Regions from separate parts of the Mus musculus genome. Here region 2 is linked to region 1. Evidence: chromatin contacts called from ENCODE Hi-C or POLR2A ChIA-PET data. All regions are on one chromosome and are shown on one strand. The core of a region is the stretch at or near the end of the contact, and the rest is flanking DNA. Distances in the headings are between cores, read along the strand shown. Region 1 has its middle 20 kb from the start of Gm41402. Region 2 overlaps Acvrl1 (activin A receptor, type II-like 1).

Evidence for each region. A loop is a pair of places that touch in the nucleus more often than their neighbours do. ChIA-PET counts read pairs that join two places held with the same protein, here RNA polymerase II (POLR2A).
Region 2: a loop to region 1 is called in a map of heart, with 4 times the contacts of the local background. The contact joins two enhancer-like sites. A Hi-C loop is called at or near these places in 1 of 37 maps with a recorded cell type or tissue (heart). POLR2A ChIA-PET finds 5 or more read pairs at or near these places in 4 of 5 experiments (Patski and embryonic stem cell).

Annotation. Positions count from the first base shown.
Region 1 is chr15:101,079,312-101,086,195 of GRCm38, forward strand. No RefSeq gene overlaps it. Among named protein-coding and RNA genes, the nearest start is that of Gm41402, 20 kb to the right of the region's middle. Within about 2 kb of position 2,945, at least 1 of the 3 ENCODE cell types and tissues checked has a DNase peak (open chromatin) inside an H3K27ac peak, as active enhancers do; it is heart, where a contact is called at or near this core.
Region 2 is chr15:101,137,564-101,144,447 of GRCm38, forward strand. It overlaps Acvrl1 (activin A receptor, type II-like 1), which reads left to right. Exons shown (of 11, transcript NM_001277257.1): 8 at 1-76; 9 at 645-842; 10 at 3,504-3,634; 11 at 5,780-6,884. The coding sequence ends at 5,914. Among named protein-coding and RNA genes, the nearest start is that of Acvrl1, 12 kb to the left of the region's middle. Within about 2 kb of position 2,533, at least 2 of the 3 ENCODE cell types and tissues checked have a DNase peak (open chromatin) inside an H3K27ac peak, as active enhancers do; they include heart, where a contact is called at or near this core.

The DNA.
Region 1 (6,884 bases), core at 1,695-4,194:
CAGAGGAATTTGCATTGAATCGCTCCCAGTCTAGAGTTGGCACCGTTTTAAGCAGGCGTCTCAGAGCTTCGGTGGTGATAAAGGTCAAGACTCCCTCCGCCTTAGGAGGCCATGGCACAGGCGCGATGCTTATGGTGGAGGTTCTGGAGGAGCCCAGAGCGTCAAGAGGTTCTGTGACCAGCATTTCCCACCCATAGGTCGTACTTCGAGGCTCTGCCGCCACCCTTTCTGGGACTTCCTTTCCTTCCGGGTGGTAGTTCAGCAAGAGCATCCGTAGGACAGGACTCACGCTGGAGGGGCTTCCTCTAACCTGCAGAACAGGCCTCTGACCTCCAAGTCTGGCAGAATTCTAAAGACTCTTCACTTGTGATTATGTTTCCGGATCCCACAGACCCAGACAGCTCTGTAGATTGGCAGGGAAGAGGAAGGCACAGGCCGCCAATCATCCTTTTTGTCTTTTCTTTTTCATAGTCTAAATATGGAAATAAGACCAGCAATAAAGTTCTGAAATTCATCAAGGGGGCGGGGAGACTTCTGGCCCCAGAATTTTCCTGTTTATAAACCACCTTCCCGTTCTTACACACCCACACACCCTGACACAAATCAGGGATGCGCCAAGACTCAGGAGTGCTGGGCCAGACCCCCAGGATTGTATTCATAGAGGGTGCAAACAGCTACAGTTGCCATCTTAGCAGAGCAGAGACAAAACAAGAAACTTGTGACAAAACAAGAAACTGATTAAATGTGGTCTTTCTTCACTGTTATGACATCCGAGGCCAGAGAGAAGAGACTTAATTGGGAGCACTGAGAAAAGCCTGACCTAGAGCCCCTGCACCCCTTTTCTCTGTACTCCCAGTCCTTGCCGGCTCCCTTGAAGGCCAAGTCCACTGGAGCCGAGCAGAGACACCCCTGTCATCCGGAATTGTGCCAGGATGCCAAGGCTGGCTAGCCTTGCTGATGGGTGGCCCTAGGACCTGACTGTACCGAGTTCTAAGATGAGGTGGTGCCTTCTGAGGCATCCAGCTTGAAGGAATGTTAGTGTCTGCCTAGAGACAAAAGCCTTCCAGGGCCAGGATGAGAGGAGAGCTTGCTCATGCCTCATCGGGGATGCTCAGCGTGCCGCTGAAGCCTTCCTGAGGCGCCACAGGCCAGCCCAGTATCAGGTGGTCCTGATTCTCAGGTGGCTGTGGGTCACAGTAAGGGCTCTGGTTAGCAGGTGAGGGGAGCCTAGTCGCTTCCCTCCTTCACTTACCCCCTGTCCAGCGCCCAGGCAATGAAGTATCACTTTCCTTCCCTGAGCTAATTATGGTCCTGTTAATACATCACCTTGAAGCTGACACACACTCAGTCTTGGCAAATGGCCTTTCATCATATCTCCATTCTTGGCCTTTCTGGGGGGCTAATCTCTGAGGGCTCCTGCTTGACCCCTCTCCTATCTGCCCTCAGGCAAGGGATCTGTGCCCCGAAAGGCCCCTGCTGAGGTCACCGGGAGCCTCCCAGGGCAGGTCAAGTGCCCACAATGGATTGGATAATAATAGTGGTAAAGATGGCTAATGCATCGCTCTTCCAACCCGCCACCCTTTGCAGCCACTTGGTTTCCATCACTAACTGCATGGAGTACTGCCACCCACCCCAGGAGAAGGGGCTCCCCTTGGTATGTGGCTAGATGCTAACAACTGCGTGTGAGTCTGTGTGCACGTATATCTAGGAGAGGGTGGGGTACCTCTTGGCCCAGAGATGGGTGTCAAGTACTTTCCAAAACCACACAGGATGCCTCCCACCCACTGGAAGGCCTTTAGAGGGAGGGAGCAGGACTCAGGGCGGCAGAAGGAGCCAGACCCAGAGAATCCAGGAGCAGGTGGGGCAAGGAAAGAAATAAAGGGCCCCAGGGAAGCATGGGTGGACAGAGGAAGCAGAAAGAAATGGAAAGGAGGAAGAGGAAAGGGCGGGCGGGAGTTCCCTTTCTCAGTGCTCTTCTGCTGGCCCCTTAGGAGTCACCATGGGCAGGAAAGGAAGGAAGCATGTCCTGCCCCAAAGGACAGGGAATATGCCCAGAGGACACCACACCCCACCAGCCGCAGTCGGAACTTGCCACTGGCTGGTCTCAGGCTGCCCTGGCTACAAATCTAAGTGCCAGCCTTTTGGGATTTGAGGTTCAGCCATCAAGGCCCAGCTGGCAAAGTCTCCTCCATTGCCAAAACTCTCCTACCCGTGACCCACCCGCCATCCCAGACCCTCCCACCCATGCCTTACCCCACTGCTGTTTTTAAACTTTCACCAGTGCTCTCCCCACCCCAACACACACTCCTGCTTCAGGCTGGGTGGGGGCCAGCACCCCCTCAGCCAGCCTGAGAGTTTCTGGGAATATCTGGGAATTAGAAAATGCACTCTACTTTCCTATAGCCTCTAGGTTGGGCCATTGGAGAGGTGTCCCTATTTCACCTCCACATGCCTAACTCAGAGGGACTCCAGCACCCCACACTCAGAATCCTCAATTTACTTGAGTACAGCTGTTGCTATGTAAACAGAGGTCCCCCACCCCCATCCTACAGCACAGCCTTTGCACCAGCCACTTGAATTGACCCCACTTTTTATCTCTAGTCCCACAGAACTCAGTCGCATCCACGCTATTTGAATACTTCCAAATCTGAGCCGAGAATCTCATTTCCCTACTCCTATTCAACCTTCAGAACCCAACTCAGCTGAGCTTGTGGGATCCTGCGATTGGGTCAGTAACTCCAAACCAGTCCTCCTCTAAGGTCTTTTCTCTGGAAGGTTCTACACACTGAGCCAGATCTCTGCTTTCATGAGCGTCCCTCTCACTCACTCCCCCACCCCTACCTCCCATCCCCCACGCCGTCCACCCCCTGCCCCCACCCCACCCCCACCCTTGTCCATTCAAAGGCAGGACCCACCCCTGCAGGACCCACACCCTCTTAACAGGCCAGTCCCTGGAGACCTACAGGAAGTCTCTCCTCTCTTACAAAGTTTACAAACCCAGGACAGGGTGGGGAATTAGAAAACCAGTTTGCATGGAAGGTCCCTTGCCCCTGCTTTGCCCTCTGGGGCTGGGCCTGATCGGAAAGTCTCAGTACATCTGGTTGTACTTAAGTCAACTAGTAATGTAGTGGATTGTGCCTCCTGCTCAGCCTCCTCCCTTCTAACCCGGCCCTCTGCTCCCTCCTCCAGCCTCAGAGGGGAGGGGCTTAGCAAAGCCCAAGAGGTTGAACCCAACCCTACCAGAGCTGTGGTGCCATGGTACTGTGGTTCTGAGGTGCTGTGGTGCCATGGGACCGTGGGACTGTGGTGTCGTAGTGCCAATGTGCTCCCTGGGCCACAACAGAGCCCTCCAGGCCCTGCATACGTTGCTCACTTGGACCAGCTCTAGCCCCGCTCTCATCTACAATAGTACAACACCAAGAAAACAGCTGATCCTGAATCAGCTTCAAAGTACAACGACAAGAAAACAGCTGATCCTGAGTCAACTTCAGCTGTCAGTCATTTCCCAGAAGCCTTTGCAAAATATTGAAGGGTAACAGAGAAGAGCCTAAATAGGTAGTGTGTGTCTGTAACCCCAGCTACTCCAGAGACAGAGGCAGGAGGATTGCTTAAGTCCTAGAGCTTGAGACCAACCTGAGCAGCATAGTGAGACCCTGTTGCAAAAAAAATAAGAGAGAGGGTCTTGGGAAAATAAATAAAGAACAGAGTGGACTCACCAAGATGGGCCTCAAAAGACTCCAGATTCTAGTAGAGAGCACCTACGGGTCCGGCCAGAGAAGAGGATGCAGCAAGAGGGGAAGAGGCAGACAGTACAAGAAGTCAGATCTGTGCATGACTATAACCTCAATACGGCAGAGGCAGAGGCAGAGGAGGCAGAGGCAGAGGAGGCAGAGGCAGAGGAGGCAGAGGCAGAGGAGGCAGAGGCAGAGGAGGCAGAGGCAGAGGAGGCAGAGGCAGAGGAGGCAGAGGCAGAGGAGGCAGAGGCAGAGGAGGCAGAGGCAGAGGCAGAGGCAGAGGCAGAGGCAGAGGCAGAGGCAGGAGGATCACTACAAATTCACGTCAGTCTTATGTACAAACATAATCAGTCTACAAAGAGTGTCTCAAGGAAGCAGTAGAAGTGCAGCTATGGTGTAATGACCAAGACTTGGGGTGCAGTAAAGGTTGCAGTCCCCTTACCTGGTGCTGGTGTTCAAACAAAACGGTGTGTAGAAGCACTTTGGAAAGAGCTGAGTGGCCACCATTATCAGACTCAAAGTTCCCTATCTGCTGCTCTGCTTAGCCTAGGTTGACTTGAAACTCACTCAGCAGTCCAGGCTAGCCTTCATGCATCATGCATCAACACACACACATCCACACACACACACACACAGTTTGGTTGCACAAGTAATTTTAAAAGTCTCATAAAAATCAGGAGATGTTAATAAACACAAAAGTTAAAAATTAAAATTCAAACACCTTTAATCCCATTACCCAAAAGTAAACTATGGTCATTTTTTGTAGCTGCCAAACATGTGGGTGTGTATGTGTGTGTCCATGCTTGTGAACATACATATGTGTAGAGAGACTGACTGTACACTTCTGCAACCAGCTTTTCTCAGTGACAAATAGTTTGCACACCTTTTCACCTTTTCTTTCTTTCTTTCTTTCTTTCTTTTTTTTTTTGGTTTTTCGAGACAGGGTTTCTCTGTGTAGCCCTGGCTGGCCTCGAACTCAGATATCCGCCTGCCTCTGCCTCCCAAGTGCTGGGATTAAAGGCAGGCGCCACCACCACCGGGCTACACCTTTCCTTATCTAATGCTGTTGATGACAGCATAGTGCGGCAGATGACATACACTTGCAAGAGTTAACTTTCCTTTGCTGTTGGTAATTTTTTTTCTCAGAAACAACATGTTTTTAATGGATTTTTTAAGCTATAAAAACATGTATTATGGACGTGTGTGCGTACACCTGAGTGCACGTGTCAGAGGACCCTTCCAGGAAGGGTCGACTCGGTCAGGCTTGGCCTCTAGTGTGGTTACCTGCTAAACCATCTCACTGTCTCAGAAACAACATCTTGATGAGGAAAAAATTTGTCGTCCACCTTTGGGGGAGACTGGGAATATGTCTTAGCTTGAGGAGTCACCTAGCCCAGGCCTCTGCCCTCTGCCCTCTGCCCTGCCAGTTCCTTCAGGCAGCCTCCCAGACTGGCCTTGGAATGTGAGATGTCCCTCAAGGCCTACGCCTCACAGAGACCAGGAGAACTGCCCAAGAGGACAGTGGCCCAGGCCTAGCCAGCAGGGAGTCAGAGCGCGAAGGTGTGTTGCATGAAGGTGGTTTCAGGAACACACCTTCACTGAGCCCTGGGTCAAGTTGCACCAGTTCTCAAAACAGGAAGCAGGTTGCTCAGCGCTGGGAGTGAGGTCGCAGCTGAGCCATCACCACCAACACGCAACAGGGGCAGCCCTGCCCCCTCAGAAGGCCACTGCTAACTAACTGACTGTACAAGCGCGATGCAGATTGCCACCTCAACCCGCTTTGGAATCAGACCAATCGCCCAAATACTGGTCTTCTGGACCTGTGAACTTAATACCCTGTTTCTGACAGACACTTCTCCACCTGCCTTCTCATTGGCTGGCTAAAGGCTGTGTCTCCTGATCACCTTTGACGGTGCCCAAAGTAGTTCCACCCCACTCCTCCTGCTCAGAGCAACATTTACCTCCCCCACCTCGGGGCAGGGTGCTAACGGGCACCTGGTGGGCATGGGAAAGGTCCTCTCTGCAGGTCTCTAGATCCCCTTCTGTTTGCAGGAAAGCTGCCGTTGCTCTGCACACCCCCCCCCCCAAAAAAAAAGAGACAAATAAAAGTTGAGGGCAAATAAAAGTTGAAACAGAAATATTGTCAGGTCTCATCTTATTTTTGTTTGAGAAATGCAGGCGTTTCCAAGGCAGCCAGGGCTGGAAATACCTAGGAATATGGCCTCTTGCCTAACATGAGAGAATCCCCAAGCTCAACCAAGCTCAATCGCCGAGACCTCCTCTTCCCTCACTTACACACACACACACACACACACACACACACACAGAGAGAGAGAGAGAGAGAGAGAGAGAGAGAGAGAGAGAGAGAGAATAATTCGGACAGTGGTCAGTGTGGCTGTGTAAATACTTTTGAGCTGTTTGCCACCAACCTTATGTGTCCCTCACACACGCCTATCCTCCTTTTTTCCATTTTCCTTCAATCACCCAGTTTCTACAGGGCCCTGGCTTAAAACTACACCAAGTTCCAGCAACCCCTCCTTAGTGGCCTAGCCCATAAAACAAACACGTGACCAGAATTCATCCCATTAGGTGCCACTACTGAAGAAAAAAAAAAGCACAACTACTTTATTTTTTAACAAATATATTTTTAAAAGATGTATTTATTTTATATGAGTACACTGTCACTGTCTTCAGACACCCCAGAAGAGGGCGTCAGATCCTGTTACAGATGGTTGTGAGCCTCCGTGTAGTTGCTGGGAATTGAACTCAGGACCTCTGGAAGAGCAGTCAGTGCTCTGAACTGCTGAACCATCTCCCCAGCCCTGCATGACTACTTTATATTTATTGGAAAGGAAAGCCAATTAAACTGACTAGGATTCCATATTGCTTATTGAAAAGACTTTTAAAAATAAATGCAAACACCCATTGCTGGACCCTGTGAGCTGCCTTGCCAGTGAGCCTTCTCTCCAGCCCAGCCCACTTCAGCTCCATCCATAAGTGCATTTGAAAACAGGCTCCTCACTTTGTAAAACATTATTTATTTATTTATTTATTTATTTATTTATTTATTTATTTGTTTGAGTGGGTACACGTTCATGGCATAGTTCAGAGGGTAAATTTTGAGAGTCTGTTCTTCCCTGCAGAGTAAGC
Region 2 (6,884 bases), core at 1,283-3,782, 58 kb after region 1:
GCCATTGCCCATCGTGACCTCAAGAGTCGCAATGTGCTGGTCAAGAGTAACTTGCAGTGTTGCATTGCAGACCTGGGTGAGTAGGCGGGAAAGGGGTGGGGCTTCACCTGTGGGCGGGGCTTGCATGCTTGGCTCTACCTGTTCTGTAGGGGAGAGAATTGGTGCTTTAAAAACTTGTTTCCAAGCTGGGATTTTAAGCCCAGCACTCGGGAGGCAGAGGCAGGCTGATTCCTAAGTTCAAGGTTAGCCTGGTCTAAGTAGTGAGTTCCCGTATACCCAGGGCTACATAGAAAAACCCTACCTTAAAACGAACTGTTTCCAGCCCAGACTCTTCCTCCAGAAAAGGGGCGGGGTCTCATGAGCCTGTACCTCACCCCAACTTTTCTGAGAACATGGCTCCTCCCAACACACCTGGAAATTCTACCATGTGAAATGGGTATCATCATGCCGAGTCTTTGGGACCCTTGAGAACACTATAAAGCAAAGGCCACTATCTGTATTCCAGACATCTCAGAGCAGGTCTCCAGTATCCTGTTCTTCAATGTTTTTCTGTTTCCATCCTCACTGTATCTGACCATATAAAGCCTGCCTGGGCTCCACCCTGTGTGGGAGCCCTGCAGGACTGATAAGCCTAACACCCGCAGGACTGGCTGTGATGCACTCACAAAGCAGCGATTACCTGGATATCGGCAACAACCCCCGAGTGGGTACCAAAAGATACATGGCACCCGAGGTGCTGGATGAGCACATCCGCACAGACTGCTTTGAGTCGTACAAGTGGACAGACATCTGGGCCTTTGGCCTAGTGCTATGGGAGATCGCCCGGCGGACCATCATCAATGGTGAGAGCCCATGCAGATTTCGTGTGTGTGTGTGTGTGTGTGTGTGTGTGTGTGTGTGTGTGTGTGTAGATATATGGAGACCAGGTTTTCTGTGGTGGCTGGTGCCCTTGACCTAAGAGTTTGAGGCTAGATCTTCTAGCTTTCTTTTACTGCTATAAATAGACTAGTACAGCACAGATGGACTTTAAGACTCGTCTGAGTCTGTGAGGGTGTGGATGTGGCCTTGAAATCTTCAATTAGAGACAAAATTTTTTTTTCAGAGCTGGAGATACATCGAGGTGGTAGAATGTTTGCCAGACATGTTCAAGGCCGTAGGTTTTGATCCTGAGCATGGGGGTGGGGTGGGGCAGGGAAGCAGCTAAGCTAGCAGTCATGGAGCTTAAAGATGTGTCATGATGAATGCTCTATCTTGTTGAAATCTCCTATTTTGGTAGAAGTTGGTGTCAGTCAGTCAGATTGTCTGGACTCAGTTTCAGGTTTTGTTATGACAGGGAGTACTCAGCCTCTGTGTGCCTGCTTCCTCATTTGTGAAATTAGAAGAAAAAAATAAGTATAGTTGTAGACTTGGTCCCAATAAAGTATTTAGAACAATATCTACAACCTGGTGTGATCTCAGTACTGCAAAAATTGTTCCAAGTTCAAGGCCAGCCTGGTCTATATAAACAGCGAGTTTCAGATCAGCCAGGACTACGCAGAGAAAAAAAGGCCAACAATGCCTAGAGCTAAGTATTAGTGATCATAATGAAAGAGTACCTACATAATATTATTCCATTTTCTAAAAGAAAAGACAGAGATGCAGGATCGTAGCTGACAGTCTTAAGTCAGGCCATCTGACTCTGGGCCAGTGCTCTCTGTTACTGTGGCGGCTTAATGTTGGCCCTGGCTTCTTTGTTCATGTGTAAGCTATCTAGTGTCTGTACTGCCTACTTATTGCAACCTTGTTATCACAGTGGATTGCCACAGGAGACCATAACTTGGAAAGGCTGGAGAAGCACCTGTCTGTGCAGCCCTGTGCTGGCCTGTGCAACTCCTATGCAGCCCTGTGCAGCCTTGTGCAGGTCTGTGCTAGCCTATGCAGCCCTGTGTAGCCCTGTGCTGGCCTGTGCAGCCCTGTGCTCGCCTGTGGCTGATGGCCTCTCAACCCTGGGATAGATGGAGGATCACAGGTTGACTGGCCAGCTAGCTGCTGCAATGTTACTCTTCCTGGGGCCTGTCTATAGCCAGGGTTGCTAGGAGTCCTGGAAGTTTGCAGACAATCCCTGGGGCATGACTAGAGCCCCACTCCTTGGGAACAGAGATGTTTTCATTTCCTGAGCATATACTAGGCCAGCCTTTTACAACTTCATTCCTCCTCAGTGGTCGGTCATCTGTAACAGCAGAGACCCAGGTGGCACCAGAGTCTCCCTGGGCAAATATTTACTGCTGGAGTCAGCTCTAAGTGGCTGGAGTTGGGGAAGGGGTAGGGTACCTGGATGGCACCAGAGAAGTAGGCTTAGTTATAGGCAGAAAAGGAAGGACTGAAGGATTTGCCTTGGGCTCCTGGGGTGGAGGGGAAGCTCTGTCAGCCTCACACAGACTCCTAGCGCATTATAAACACTGTAATCTGGTGTCAGCCCCGGCACTGATTAAAGGCTCATTAGACACGCTCGGGCCTCTGCAAATCGCTGATTAGGGCGCTGGCGGCACAGGGGCAGCCTGGAAGCCCGCCACGGGGAGAACAGCTGCTGAAGGGTTCACTAAGGTTGTGGCCTACACAGTCACAGCCGCAGCCTGGGGTTGGGAAGCAGGAAGAGACGTGGGGCTGCCTCTGACACCACAAGCACACCTTTCAGAAAAGGCTCAGGATAACTTGACATGGGGTGGGGACGCAGTTGGTTGTGGGATCTGCAGAGACGTGAGCCTTCCCTGATGGTAAACTCATCTTATTTGGACCAGGGAGTAAATCATTTGCTTCCAGGAGAGGTGTATTTCTGTCCTTTGTTGTCCCGATTATGAGCCTTATCTAGTCCTACCTACCAGAAATGCAGCCGAGAGAGCAGAATCATGCAATGTGGTGTTGGATTTCTGCCTTAAGTCCCAGCTCTGTCATTTGCTACTTGTTGATCGTTAAAGACAAACTTTCTGAGCTTTTGGGCCTACTGTTCATGACTTGAGGCTACAATGTTACAATCCCCACAGGCCACTGTGAGGCTTTCCCATTTAGCACTAAGGACCCCGACTGGCACATAGGAAGTGCTCTGTAACACAAGCTGTTAGTATAATCTGGCATCAGTCAGGGAGTAGTACCCAGGCCCAGGATGGAAGACAGCTGAACAAGATGGAAATAAAATCCAGCCTGGAAAGCCAAAAGATGGGTTTCAAGTCCTGACTCTGCCGTGACTGGTTAGGCAACATGAATCCCGTGCTTCATTTGTGACTCGGGTGGTACCACACAGAGATACCAGGAGGATGGACAGGAAAGCCTGGAATGTGCTTATCACGCACTGGGGAAGTGTGAAACACAGCAATAGTTCTGAGCTATACGTACAGTTGCTATGTTATAGGACAGGATCCCTCTCAGGAGCAATATAGTCAAGCAGCTAGCTCCAGGCAGTCATCCTCTGGGTGCTCTTTGGACTCCTTAAGTCCCAAGTGATTGTCCCACATCCCTTGAATCCCCAGGCATTGTGGAGGATTACAGGCCACCTTTCTATGACATGGTACCCAATGACCCCAGTTTTGAGGACATGAAAAAGGTGGTGTGCGTTGACCAGCAGACACCCACCATCCCTAACCGGCTGGCTGCAGATCCGGTAAGGTCTCTGCTTGGGCTTGTGCTGGGGCGGGGCTGGAGCGGGGCTGGGGCTGGGGCTGGGGCGGAGCTGGGCTGGGGCTGAGGCGGGGCTGGGGCTGGGGCTGAGGCTGGGGCGGGGCTGGGGCTGGGGCGGGGCTGGGGCTGGGGCGGAGCTGGGCTGGGGCTGAGGCAGGGCTGGGGCTGAGGCTGGGGCGGGGCTGGGGCTGGGGCGGAGCTGGGCTGGCATGGGTGGAGATTGATTCTCAGCTGGAATTTCTGAGTTCTTGGCTCTACAACCTCTGATTCTTGGGTAGATCGTGGGTTGTTCTGAGTATTCCCTGCCACACACCTGACTTGCGAATTCTTCATCCTTCTTGGACCGTCCTTCCAGTCTATATGATTTTAGAAACTTTCACCTCAGCTGCTTTCTTCTCTCCATTTGTTATTGTTGTTATTGTTGATGATGATTTGGATTTTTTTTTCTCAAGACATTCTACACTGAAAGAAATACATAAGCCGGGCGTGGTGGCACACACCTTTAATCCCAGCACTCGGGAGGCAGAGGCAGGTGGATTTCTGAGTTCGAGGCCAGCCTGGTCTACAAAATGAGTTCCAGGACAGCCAGGGCTATACAGAGAAACCCTGTCTCGAAAAATAAAAAATAAAAATAAATAAATACACACATATATGTGTGTATATGTATACACACACACATGCACACATACTCAGTCTCAGACATGTATACACAAGTAAGCAGACTCATGACACCAAGAAGACAAAACCTGTGAACCTGTGTTTTTAGCTCTTTTTTTGTTTTGTTTAGTTTGTTTTTGTTTTGGGGACAGGAGTCTTACTTACTATGGCAGTGCTGGCTGGCCTGGAACTTGCTATGTAGACCAGGCTGACTTCAAATTCAAGGAGATCCACCTATCTGCCTCTGCCTCCTGAGAACTAGGATTAAAGGTTTTCACACCTTGTCCAGCTCACTCCTTTTTTTTAAAAGAAATTATTTCTTCGCCAGGCATGTTGGTACACGCTTTTAATCCTAGCAATGGGAGGCAGAGGCAGGTGGATCTCTGAGTTCAAAGCCAGCCTGGTCTATAGAGTGAGTGCTAGGTCAGCCAGAGCTACACAGAGAAACCCTGCCTCAACACCCCAAACAAACAAAAGCAAGTAAACAAACAACAAATTATTTCTTCTTTCGATTTTATACAAACATAATGTATTTTTGACCATATGCCCCTCATTATGTCTCTCATCCTTTCCCCTCCCACTCAGCCCCTCCTTCTCCTGCTCAGCCCCTCCTTCTCCCGCTCAGCCCCTCCTTTTTTCTAAGAAGCACCTCCTTCTTCTCATTCTAATATTCCTACCAGCTACCTTGGTGCCCGGCCTACACTAAGACTCATATTTGTACTAAAAGATAATAAACGTATATGTGTATACGTAAGAGACCGCATAGCTACCTTCCAGCGCACAGATGTATACTCACTCTTAGGAACCAGAGGAGGCAGGCTGCCATGTTCAGGGGCCACTATGCTTCCCAGGATGGGCTCCTTCTGGGAAACAGGCACTTTTGGGGCAATGCCCGCCGTTGCCTCACTCTCAGTCATGGCTGGTGGAGGGGCAGGGAGTCGGTACTCTGTGCACTAGGTCTCAGGCTGCAAGAGGTGCAACACAGACTTGCAGGAAAACCCTTCACAGCGGATCCTGCCATGGGGGCGGGGTGGGGGACAGGTGCTCACCAGAGGCCGTGCACTGCGCGGCTCTCAAAGACCTCCACACCCTCCTATGCTCTCTCCTGCTTGTTTTGCCACCTTCTTCCACTTCTCCCTCCCTCATTCTCAGCTCCTCCCCTCCCCCTCCCTCTACCCCCCCCTTGGTTTTTCAAGACAGGATCTATCTCACCCTAGCTATCCTGTCTCTCACTCTAGTCCTGGCTGGCCTGGAACTCAAAGATCCTCCTGACTTTGCCTCTTAAGTGCTGGGATTAAAGGTGTGCACCACCACCTGGCTCCATTCTCTTCTCTTGCCTCCTGTCCAATACATGCTCTCCCTGTCCCTTCTCCTGCTATGTCTCCCGATCCTGAGCCATTTCCGGGCCTCCTTTCCATCTTCCTGACCCATGTACCTCTTTTTCCTCTCTGCTCCTCTCCCAACCCCCCAGGTCCTCTCCGGGCTGGCCCAGATGATGAGAGAGTGCTGGTACCCCAACCCCTCTGCTCGCCTCACCGCACTGCGCATAAAGAAGACATTGCAGAAGCTCAGTCACAATCCAGAGAAGCCCAAAGTGATTCACTAGCCCAGGGCCACCAGGCTTCCTCTGCCTAAAGTGTGTGCTGGGGCAGAAGACATAGCCTGTCTGGGTAGAGGGAGTGAAGAGAGTGTGCACGCTGCCCTGTGTGTGCCTGCTCAGCTTGGCTCCCAGCCCATCCAGCCAAAAATACAGCTGAGCTGAAATTCGATCTGCCTCCGTCTGGGCTGCTCAAAGTGGCCGGCTCTCTGACGCCTGGCTGGGTTCCCCATCCCCAAGGCCAGCAGGGTACACCCACTACCACTCCCAGGGCAGGGTGGCCAAGCCAGGGAATCCCGGGCCCGGATCCTGGGCTTTCACTCTTCCCTACCCTTGGTCAACCTTACTGAACTGTCAGAGCTGCCAGGATGGCACAGGGCCCTGTCCAGCTTCAGCAGACATTCCACCTGCCGGGGCTCAGCCAGGGATACTCAGCAGCCTCAGTGTCTCTCTGTGGGTGTTTATTGCTTCTATGATGCCTTTTAGTTGTCCTGATTAGAGCCCCTGGCTAGTCTCTTGGGACAGGCGGTACCTGACTCTTCCACCCTCTGTCCCCTTACCATCTCAGCTGACTCACTAGGTCATCAAAATCCAAGGGCTCTCTGAGGAGAAGGTCAATCATGGTGGAAGCGATCGACCCAGCATTGCTCCGTTCGATAGGAGAGGTCTTCACCATCTTACCATCTTAGGTTTTGCCTCAATGTCCTCTGAGGTGTCTCAGAGCCTGATTTTCTTTGAAGCTCAGGCTGTGTGAAAGCTGAGTCTTGTCTATTATGCCCTGTCCGCTGTCGCTTGAGTCAAGCTGGGGTTTGTAAATAACGGCCAGGTTCCAGCATGGCCTAAAGTGCCCCCTAGGCTAGTCTCCAGGCCCCAGTTCTTGCCTTAAGCTATGCTAGCAGCCACCTCAGGACCCAGGCAGTACAAGAACTTCTGACTCCCTCTGCGGCTTGGCCTTCTGCCCAGGGCTCAAGGGTGGCTT